2 separate regions of the Homo sapiens genome follow, and region 1 is linked to region 2. Evidence: chromatin contacts called from ENCODE Hi-C or POLR2A ChIA-PET data. All regions are on one chromosome and are shown on one strand. Each heading gives the region's core, a stretch centred on a gene start or an enhancer-like site at or near the end of the contact. The rest is flanking DNA. Distances are from core to core; before and after follow the strand shown.

The links. Hi-C counts contacts between places; a loop is a spot of excess contacts on that map. ChIA-PET counts read pairs that join two places held with the same protein, here RNA polymerase II (POLR2A). Pooled maps may share reads with other maps.
Region 1: a loop to region 2 is called in a pooled map, with 3 times the contacts of the local background. The contact joins the promoter of MIR762HG here to the promoter of ZNF843 in region 2. A Hi-C loop is called at or near these places in 3 of 37 single-sample maps with no recorded cell type and 12 of 50 pooled maps. POLR2A ChIA-PET finds 5 or more read pairs at or near these places in 4 of 52 experiments (CD4-positive, alpha-beta memory T cell, GM12878, HEK293 and 1 more).

What each region holds. Positions count from the first base shown.
Region 1 is chr16:30,872,298-30,877,027 of GRCh38, forward strand. MIR762HG (MIR762 host gene) reads left to right here and starts at 3,163. Exons shown (of 3, transcript NR_110942.1): 1 at 3,163-3,189; 2 at 3,733-3,821. MIR4519 (microRNA 4519) reads right to left here and starts at 3,026; the gene lies at 2,969-3,026. It also overlaps a transcript of BCL7C not described here. RefSeq lists enhancers at 1,691-2,446, 2,447-3,201, 2,736-2,995, 3,202-3,956, 3,266-3,475 and 1 more and a silencer at 3,876-3,935.
Region 2 is chr16:31,439,404-31,444,174 of GRCh38, forward strand. It overlaps ZNF843 (zinc finger protein 843), which reads right to left and starts at 3,386. Exons shown (of 2, transcript NM_001136509.3): 1 at 3,233-3,386. RefSeq lists an enhancer at 3,013-3,808 and a silencer at 3,193-3,402.

The sequences.
Region 1 (4,730 bases), core at 1,913-4,412, 570 kb before region 2:
AGAAACATGGGACCCTATATGCAGGTAATCCCAGCCAGCCTAGAGACTCTGGTGCCCACAGGTGGAATAGGGCAGAAGTCATGGAGTGTAAGGGACCCCTGTGGGCTTGGAAAGTGATGCCAGTAGCAACCAAGATGAACTAGAGATCAGACTCTCCTCACCACCAGCACGCACGTTCACACACACCCTCATTCTCCAGGCAGGCAGCACTTCCTGAACTGCGGTGTGCCGTTGAGAGAGGGTGAAAGCCCCAGTGGCAAATGAGATGGGATTTCTGTTTAGAGTCATAAATTGTTTCATAGAAATATTTGAATATTTGTTAGAAGAGGTACCCAAAACAACTCAGGCAGCCTGGTGCCCGCATGTTTTGGGTAGTGGCCAGAGTCCCCTCTCAAGCCTGCTAGTCCATTCCCCACCCCCTATCCTACTTCCAGACTTGGTAAGTAGGTAGTTTTGGCAATCAGACAGACTTGGTTAAGCCTAGCTTCTGTCACTAGCTGTGTGACACTGGACAAGTAATTGTACCTGACTTCTCTGAACCTGTTTCTTCATCGGTAAAATCATGCACTTCTTTACAGGAGTTGTCAGGAAAATGCAATGAAAGAATAAGGTGAGGGTGGTTTTCAAATGATGACCTGGAGAACCGTAAATCAGACAATCCAGTGTTTGCCAAACTTCATTCACATCCCATCTTCCCAACCTCTGACAAATTTGTGGACCACCTCTACTTCTGTTTACTTAATCTTGTTCTTTAAAAATTATCAACTCACGTTTTGATGGAACTAGGTGTATTCAAAAGGAAACTTTAACCACTGCCATAAATGAGAAATTATCATGTACCCAAGAGTGGTAAAAATAGATACAATAAAACCAAAACAATGCTGTTCAGTTCTAGCTGGCTATGATTATAGGCCAGGGCTCTGAGCTCAAGGAGTTGATTTTGTTAAAAACAACAACAAAAAGGTTATCTCAGTCAAAAAAGGCCACATAAAGCCCTAATATGAAATGTCCAAAATAATCAACTCTATAGAGACAGAAAGTAGATTTGCAGTAGTCTAGAGCTGTAGTGGGAGGAAGGCTTGGGAGTTACTGTTAATGGGTATGGTTTCTTTTAGGGGTAATGAAAATGTTCTAAAATTGACTGTGGTGATATTTGCAAAACTGTGAAGATACTAAGAATCATTGAACTGTACACTTTAAATGGGTGAGTTGTATGGTGTGTGAGTCATCTCTCTCAGTAAAGGTGTTATTTTAAAATACGTATATATGGGCCGGGTGTGATGGCTCAGACCTGTAATCCCAGCATTTGGGGAGGCTGGGGCAGGCAGATCACTTTTGAGCTCAGGAGTTCCAGACCAGCCTGGGCAACATAGCAAAACCCTGTCTCTACTAAAAATACAAAAATTACCCAGGCATGGTAGCAGCAGCCTGTAATCCCAGCTACTCGGGAGGCTGAGGCAGGAGAATCGCTTGAACCTGGGAGGCGGAGGTTGCAGTGAGCCGAGATCGAGTCCCTGCACTCCATCCTGGGCCACAGAGCTACACTGTCTCAAAAAAAAAAAAAATTGTACAGATATATATACACACACACACATATAGAAAAATTATATAATTTTTCCTCCTCTCTCTATATACATATATATATAGATATATGTATACACACACACACACACACACAGAGGAAGGTATAGGTGTCAAACCTTTTTTTTTTTTTTTGAGACAGATTCTTGCTCTGTGGCCCAGGCTAGAGTGCAGTGGTGCGATCTTGGCTCACTGCAACCTCTGCCTCCCGGGTTCAAGGGATTCTCCTGCCTCAGCCTCCCGAGTAGCTGGGATTACAGGTGTGTGGCACCACATCCGTCTAATTTTTGTATTTTTAGTAGAGACAGGGTTTCACCATGTTGGCCAGACTGGTCTTGAACTCCTGACCTCAAGTGATCTGCCCGACGTGGCCTCTTAAAGTGCTAGGATTACAGGCGTGAGCCACTGAGCCCAGCCTAAATTCAATTATTAAACTCCTTGAGTTAATTAAAGGGTAGCCAGGTGCGGTGGCTCATGCCTGTAATCCCAGCACTTTCAGAGGCCGAGGCAGGAGGATCGCTTGAGCCCAGGAGTTCCAGACCAGCCTGGACAACATAGCGAGATCCTGACTCTACAAAAAACAGAAAAATTAGCCGGGCGTGGTGGCGCGTGTTTGTAGTCCCAGACACTCCTGAGGTTGAGGTGGGAGGATCACCTGAGCCCTCGGGAGGTCGAAGCTGCAGTGAGCGGAGATCGCACCGCTGCACTCCAGCCTGGGGGACAGTGAGGCGGTCTCAAAACAAAACAAAAACAAAAGGGGAGGGCGGGGGGAAGACTTAAAGACCCCTGAGCCAGGGCCATTATTATTTAACTTGGTCGGGTCTCTGAACCATTCGGAGGAAGCTTGGGTTTCTATCCTTCCCGACTGAGCCACAGACCTGAGTCTTGACTCCGGATAAATCACCCCAGACTGTTTTTCTGTCTGTGACACGGGAACGGCAGCTTCTGCCTCGCGAGGTGGAGAGAGAATGAGAAGCGCCGTGTGTGGCGCGCCTGACACGGTCAGCTCGCGGGTGGAGGCCCGGAGCAGAACGCCCTCGGGCGCCCGCTCTTGCAGCCGCACTGGAGACCGGGAATGGCTCCGGCCACGCCTCTGCCGACTGCGGCAACGCGAGGGACAGCTGGTCTCCGGGGTTGCAGCGTAACGCCCTCCTTCCCGGCCTCATCTTTCCTGACTGCATAACGGGCATACAGTGGGTTCCATGGCGCAAGGGAGCTGAAGAAGCCGCCCGCCCCCAGCTCGCCCGGGATCCTCACGCCCCTATAACGCCCCGAGGGGCCACGATGCTGCCCACAGCCCAGATCGCGAGTGCGGACCCTGCGGGAGGGTCTGGCCTAGATGCGAGTTTCCCGCCGCAGACCAGGCGAGGCCACGCGACATATCCCCTACCCGCTTACTGCAGGCCGCAGACGGAGACAGTGCAGCCCTGCGCACTGCTGAGGTTGCCCGAGGTCTCAGCCTCGGCGGGTCGGGAACACGCGGCGCGCGCCCGCGCCCCAACCGGAAGTCCGCCACCGGCCGCTCTAGCACGCGCAGGGCTGCGTCTGTGGCCTTAACCCTTCCCAAGGCTGCGCCGCCGGCCTTTGTCTCCGCGGAGCGTCACAAAGGTTGGAAGGGTCGCGGGGCCTCTGGGTGCCGAGCTGCAGATGCCTCCACTGCGAGCACAGCCCTGAGACAAGGGCCCAGGCGCCCAGCGGGGCTGGTTTCACTCAGTCCAGCCGCACCTACCCGTGCCCTCACCAGATCTTAAGATACAGACATTAAAACCTCCACCGGGCCGCGGCACAGGACAGCAGTTTTACTTTCTGTTTTTGGCATTGCATTGCCTCCATTTCCTAGAGTGCACGTAATAAATACCGCTGGTGATTCCAAAATATAAAGGTTGAAAATATTTACTTTACAAAAATTTGGTTCCCATACTGCTTTTAAGGCCATCCTCTGCACTTGGTTCCCGCTGCTCCTGATGTGGTTGAAAGATGGATGACCCCAAAGACGAGGAAAAGATTATTGGCTCCATTTTTTAGATGCGGCAGCCAGCTAAGGTCTAGACAGGGGAAGGGACTTGCCCCAAATCACAGTTAGAGCAAATCAGTCTGAATCAGGAATAACTCCATTCCTATCCCGCATCCTGCCCTTTCACTACGCCACAGCTGCCTGGCTGCCTGGAGGAACAAAGGAGGGCCGGGCAAGAACGCCATTACCAACTGCAAATCCACAGGCAAATGCAAGAGGACAGAAAGTAAGTTCTTGGGCTCTGCCCTTGTGCCGTACCCGGAGGGGTTCTGGGGTCACCAGCCAGGTGCATCCCTGCCTTCACAGCCATGCACAGCGACACCCAGTTAACTAATGGGGGGGATTATGCCACTTGCTGGGTATGCCTGTGCCACCAGTGCACTCACTCTGTGCCTGGGGAAATAACCACGGATGAATCTGGGGATCCCCTGGGCCCACTGTGAAATGGACCTGAGCTAAAACTCCATTGATCACAGGACCTCAGGGATCTTTTGGGTCTCGAGAACAGAATTGGATGCTACAGGAGAAATGTAACCAGAAAAGGATTAGGATTTTGCCAGTAGAGAAAGGGAGATGTGCTTGCTTTCATTCATTTATCATTAATGAGCACCTACTGTATGCCAGGCACCACACTAGGCCCTAGGAAGACAGAGATTATGAGACAGATGTGGCCTTATTCTAGCAGGGGAAGTGAGATGAAGGAGGTGAGAAAGAGGAAGTATAGTGACTAACCAGGGACCTGACCTAGTTTGAAGGTCAGGGAACCTTGGAGGAGGTGAAATCAAACCCAAAGCCTGAGATAAGAGAGAGAAGGGGAGGGTGGAGGGAAGGAAAGGGCTTCACAGACAGAGGGAACGGGAGTGCTAACAGCCTGGCCAGCTTCCTTGTGGTAGAAGTTCTATGCATGAGTTGGAAGAAAGCTTGGGGAAAGGGGCAGGAGAGGTGGGCAGGGGCCAAATCCAGCAGGGGCTTTTCTACCATAAGGAACTTGGTGGGAGAACTCCATGGGCAAAAACAGGTGTGGAAGGGACCAAGAAGCCCATGTGGCTGGAGGGCAGGACATGAGATGAAGATGACTAGAGCAGGGAGTGAGGAGGTGGAGAAGGTGAGCAGAGGCCAAGGCTGGGAGGCCTGA
Region 2 (4,771 bases), core at 2,136-4,635:
GGAAAATAAAAACATATGTCCACACAAAGACTTTTTCACAAATGTGCATATCAGCTTTATTCATAATAGGCATAAGATAGAAACATCCAAATGTCCATCAATGGGTGGAAGAATAAAGTGTGGTTTACCCATGTAACAGAATACTAGCAACAAAGAGGAACTGCTGTTACCTGCAAGCAATGGATGAATCTCAAAATTATGTTAAACCAGAGAAGCCAGACACAAGAGAATACATACTATATGATTCAATTTCTGTGAAATTCCATTTCTACAAAAAGCAAAACTTACTCATAGGGGCAGAAAGTAGACCAGTGGTTCTCTGGGGCTGGGTCAGGGAGAGAGCAGCTGACTGCACGGGGCATGAGAGGGTGACGGCAAAGTTCTGCACCCTGAATGTGATGATGGTTATGCCCGTGTACACATTCACCAAAAACCAGCAACCTGTACACTTAAAGTGGGTGTGTTTTATATATAACTTATACTTCAGTAAGTGTCAGCACAGATAGGCTAAGCCTCTTCTGAGATGTAACACAGGTAGACAGGAGTATCAGTGCTGACTGGCCAACTATCTTTAAAATATTTTATTAAGCTATAAATAATACGGAGTTGAAATAGCCAGGACTTACAGTGTACTTACTACATGCCAGGTACTATTCTAAGAGTTTCCACATATTGGTTAGACCTCACAACAACTCTCCAAGATACTAACGATTACCCCATTTTATAGATGAAGAAACTGAGGCATAGAAAGTTTAAGTAATTTAGAAAAGCCATATATACGGTAAAAAAATTTTTGGCTCCAGGGAGCTTCCTCTGAACTACTATGCCACAATACTTCTCATTAGGACAATTTTGAAATAGACACACTCCTTCCTCCATAATTTCATCTCCTCTACAAAAAATATTTTCACGTTTGCATATTTTATTCAGGCTTTGCCAACATGCATATGCATTTTAACTACTCCATAATCATAGTTTAGACACAGAGCAAGAGGAAGCCATTCCAAGCAACAGACGAGTCTAATTTTGCTCTCTGAAAAATAAGCATTTTTTTAACTTATGAACATTTCTCATTCATTCACATTCTTTCATAATGATCTATTTTAATGGCTTTGTTTGAAATACCATATTATATTGTATTCATTTCCTTTATTATTGGAATAGATCATTAGTAGAGATAATGCTGTAATGAGCATCTTCATGGAATGCACAGAGCTTATTTTTTTTCCATGTGGAATCTTTTATGTAGGAATCATTCCCAGGAGCGCAGCTGCTGCCCCATATAAGAAAGGGCCTCTGGCCTCGATAAAGCAGCAGCTCTTATACCAGTATGAATGAGCTACTGTCCAATTTGCTAGTGCCTGAGACTGGTCCAGACTCCAGCCCATTCATGGTCTTGAGGGCCCTAGGAAGACCACAGCAATTCCCGCAGCTCTCCTTTGGGAGTCAGGGGGACCTGTTACCGAAATCAGTCCTTGTGCCAATTAAAAGTACCACAGGCTGCCAGAAATTTCCATCTAGTTTTCTACTATCACTCAACATTCTTCCTGTGACTATAACTCCTCTCTTACATTCCCTGTCATCAGCCTTGCCCAGGCTTTCCTAATCTCTTCCCTAGATGAGTGTGTTTTCCAGTTGGCCTTTTGTGATTTGATTCCCCTCTCTTCCAATGGATGATCTGACACAAGGGCTGTCAAGCATGCTTGTTACTGTAGGGCAGTGCTTACTGTTTTCACAGCATGGAACCCACAGAAAATGTTACAATATGAGTAACTCACAGGGATAAAGGGTTGAGATTGCTCCCTACTGAAGGTGCCCGGCCCAGTGCTTCGGGCCACCCTAGGCCCTACCTACCTTCCTCAGGGGTTAAAGCAGTGGTTCTCAGTGCTAGCTGCACATTAGGATTACCTGGGAGCTTTCAAAATTATTTTGCCTGTGCTGCACCCAGGAGTAACAACATACAGCCAAGGTTAAGAACCTTTTTAGCTAAATGGTTATCTGTTTATCCTCAGTTACCGCCACAGCTTATCCTTCTACTACAGTGCCTCCTGAGTAATGGGCACACCGTACAGTATTATTATTGATTATTATTAGTATTAGAGACAGGCTCTCCCTCTATCATCCAGGCTGGAGTGCAGTGGCACCATCATGGCTCACTGCAGCCTCGACCTCCTGGGCTCAAGCGGTCCTCCCTCAGCCTCCTGAGTAGCTGGGATCACAGGTGTGCACCACCACACCTGGCTAATTTTTTTTTTTTAAATAATTAGTGTAGACAGGATCTCATTGTTGCCTACGCTACTCTCCAACTCTTGGGCTCAAGCGATCCTCCCGCCTTGGCTTCCCGAAGTGCTGGGATTACAGACGTGAGCCGCAGCGCCCGGCAGAATACAGAAGTAATAAACTAAGGTCAAGGCCATGTACTGAGGTGTTCAAGGCTCTGAACTGCTGGACTCAATGTCACAAGATAAATTTTAACCTCACCAAACCCTCTCAGCTTAAGAGTATCTGCTAAGTTCTGAGAAAGCAAACGGGGCGTGTGAAAAGATGGGTGTTCATGCCTGTGTGTATGTGGGGTCGGTGATGCAGTTAAGGACAGAACCCAGGGGAGGACTCCGGGACGGGGGAGGCGGCTGAGATTTTAAGGCGGGCCGGGTGTGCTGCAGCCAGCACTGCCGGAGAATCGCTGGGAAACGGCTCCAGCAGGAGAATGGAGGGTGGACGGCCGGCCGCAAAGGCGGTGGAGGTGTTGGCCCGCCCCTTCCCTCCTGATAACACCGACGTGCGTGTGGGGTCCACGGAACGCCCCACCAAGCCTCGCCTGGCGCGGGGTCGAGGGGCTCGGCGGAGGCGCGTGTTCAGGTGGAGGCGGTGGGCCCGGGCTGCGGCCCTTCGCTCGATTTTATTTATTTATTTATTTATTTATTTATTTATTTTTGAGACGGAGTCTCGCTGTGTTCCCCAGGCTGGAGTGCAGTGGCGAGATCTCGGCTCATTGCAACCCCTGCCTCCCGGGTTCAAGCGATTCTCCTGCCTCAGCCTCCCGAGTAGCTGGGACCACAGGCGTCCGCCACCACGCCCGGCTAATTTTTGCATTTTTAGTAGAGAAGGGATTTCACTATATTGGCCACGCTGGTCTCGAACTCCTGACCTCGTGATCCGCCCGCCTCGGCCTCCCAAAGTGCTGGGATTACGGGCGTGAGCCACCGCGCCCGGCCCCTTCGCTCGCTCTTACCCGGTGAGGTCCCGTGCCCGCGTACCTCCCGCATGACACTTGGGCGTGCGGCCGAGCCGGGAGCGCCCCTGCCCCGCGAGCCGCCCCCGAGAGACACGGCGGATCGGAACCCAGCCGGGCGCGTAGCTCCGGGAAGGGGACGTGGCGAGGACCCGGCAGCCGCGGGGCCTGTGGGGAAACATGGTCCCCGCAAGGGACCCTGGGAGCTGGAGGCGTCCTGGCCCGGCGTCCGGAGCCCACGGCCCAGGACTAGGATGCCGGGGGTCTCGGGCGTCCTCCCTAACCTCAGTCATAGGGCGCTCCGTATCCAGCCCGCCCTGCTTGCCTCTCGCTTCCCCCAAATACTGCCCCGACCTGTCCCCTGGCCCTCACCAAGACAGGGAGAAACGACCGAGACACTGAGGACTCCGCTAACAGCTGCCTGAGACCCAACCCCTCCACTCCCTGACCAGGATGAGGGAGTCCGCGCCATGCGCATGCACACACGCGGGCCTCTCCTCCTCCCACCTTTTGCGCGTCTCGCCCGGGCATCGAAGGAAGGGAATGACGGCGCGACGGCGACCCCTAGGGGCGGGAGGAGGCGCTAGGAGCGGGGCTGGGAAGCGCCATGGTGCAGGTTGAACGGGGACATTGGGTCACCGGGATGGGTGGAATTAGGGTAGGGCGAGTGAGGCACTGGCTTCTGGCACAGAATTTAAGGAGACACCCCAAAATTTAGTAATCAGGATACACAGACTGAGCGCAGTGGCTCACGCCTGTAATCCCAACACTTTGGGAGGCCAAGGCGGGAGGACTGCTTGAGGCCAGGAGTTAGGGATCAGCCTGGGCAACAAAGCGAGACCCCCATCTCTACAAAAAAAAATTAAAATTTAGCCGGACTTGGTGGTGGGCGCCTGTGGTCCCAGCTACTCAGGATGCTTAAGTGGGAGGATCACTTGAGCCCAGGAGGTTGAAGGTGCAGTGAGCTATGGTGACACCTCTGCACTCCAGCCTGGGCAACAGAGCAAGACCATGTCTCTTAAAAAAAAAAAAAAAAAAAAAAAAAGCTAGACGCGGTGGCTCACGCCTGTAATCCCAGCACTTTGGGAGGGCAAGGGTAGTGGATCAGTTGAGGTCAGGAGTTCGAGACCAGCCTGGCCAACATGGTGAAACTAAAAATACAAAAATTATTCTACTAAAAATACAAAAATTAGCCGGGTATGGTGGTGCACACCTGTAATCCCAGCTACTTAGGAGACTGAGGCAGGAGAATCGCTTGAACCCAGGAGGCAGAGGTTGCAGTGTTGCAGAGGTTGCAGATCATGCCACTGCACTCCAGCCTGGGTGAAAGAGTGAAACCCTGTCTCAAAACAACAACAACAACAACAACAACAACAACAACAACAACAACCACCACCACCCAAAGTATATTATATGCACACCCTACTGAGTTTGATTCCTGGTTCCACCAGTTAATAGCTGTGGGAGTTTGGGCAGTTTGGTGAATCTAATCTCTGTATCTCAATTTCTTCATCTGTAACATGGCAATAATAACAGCAC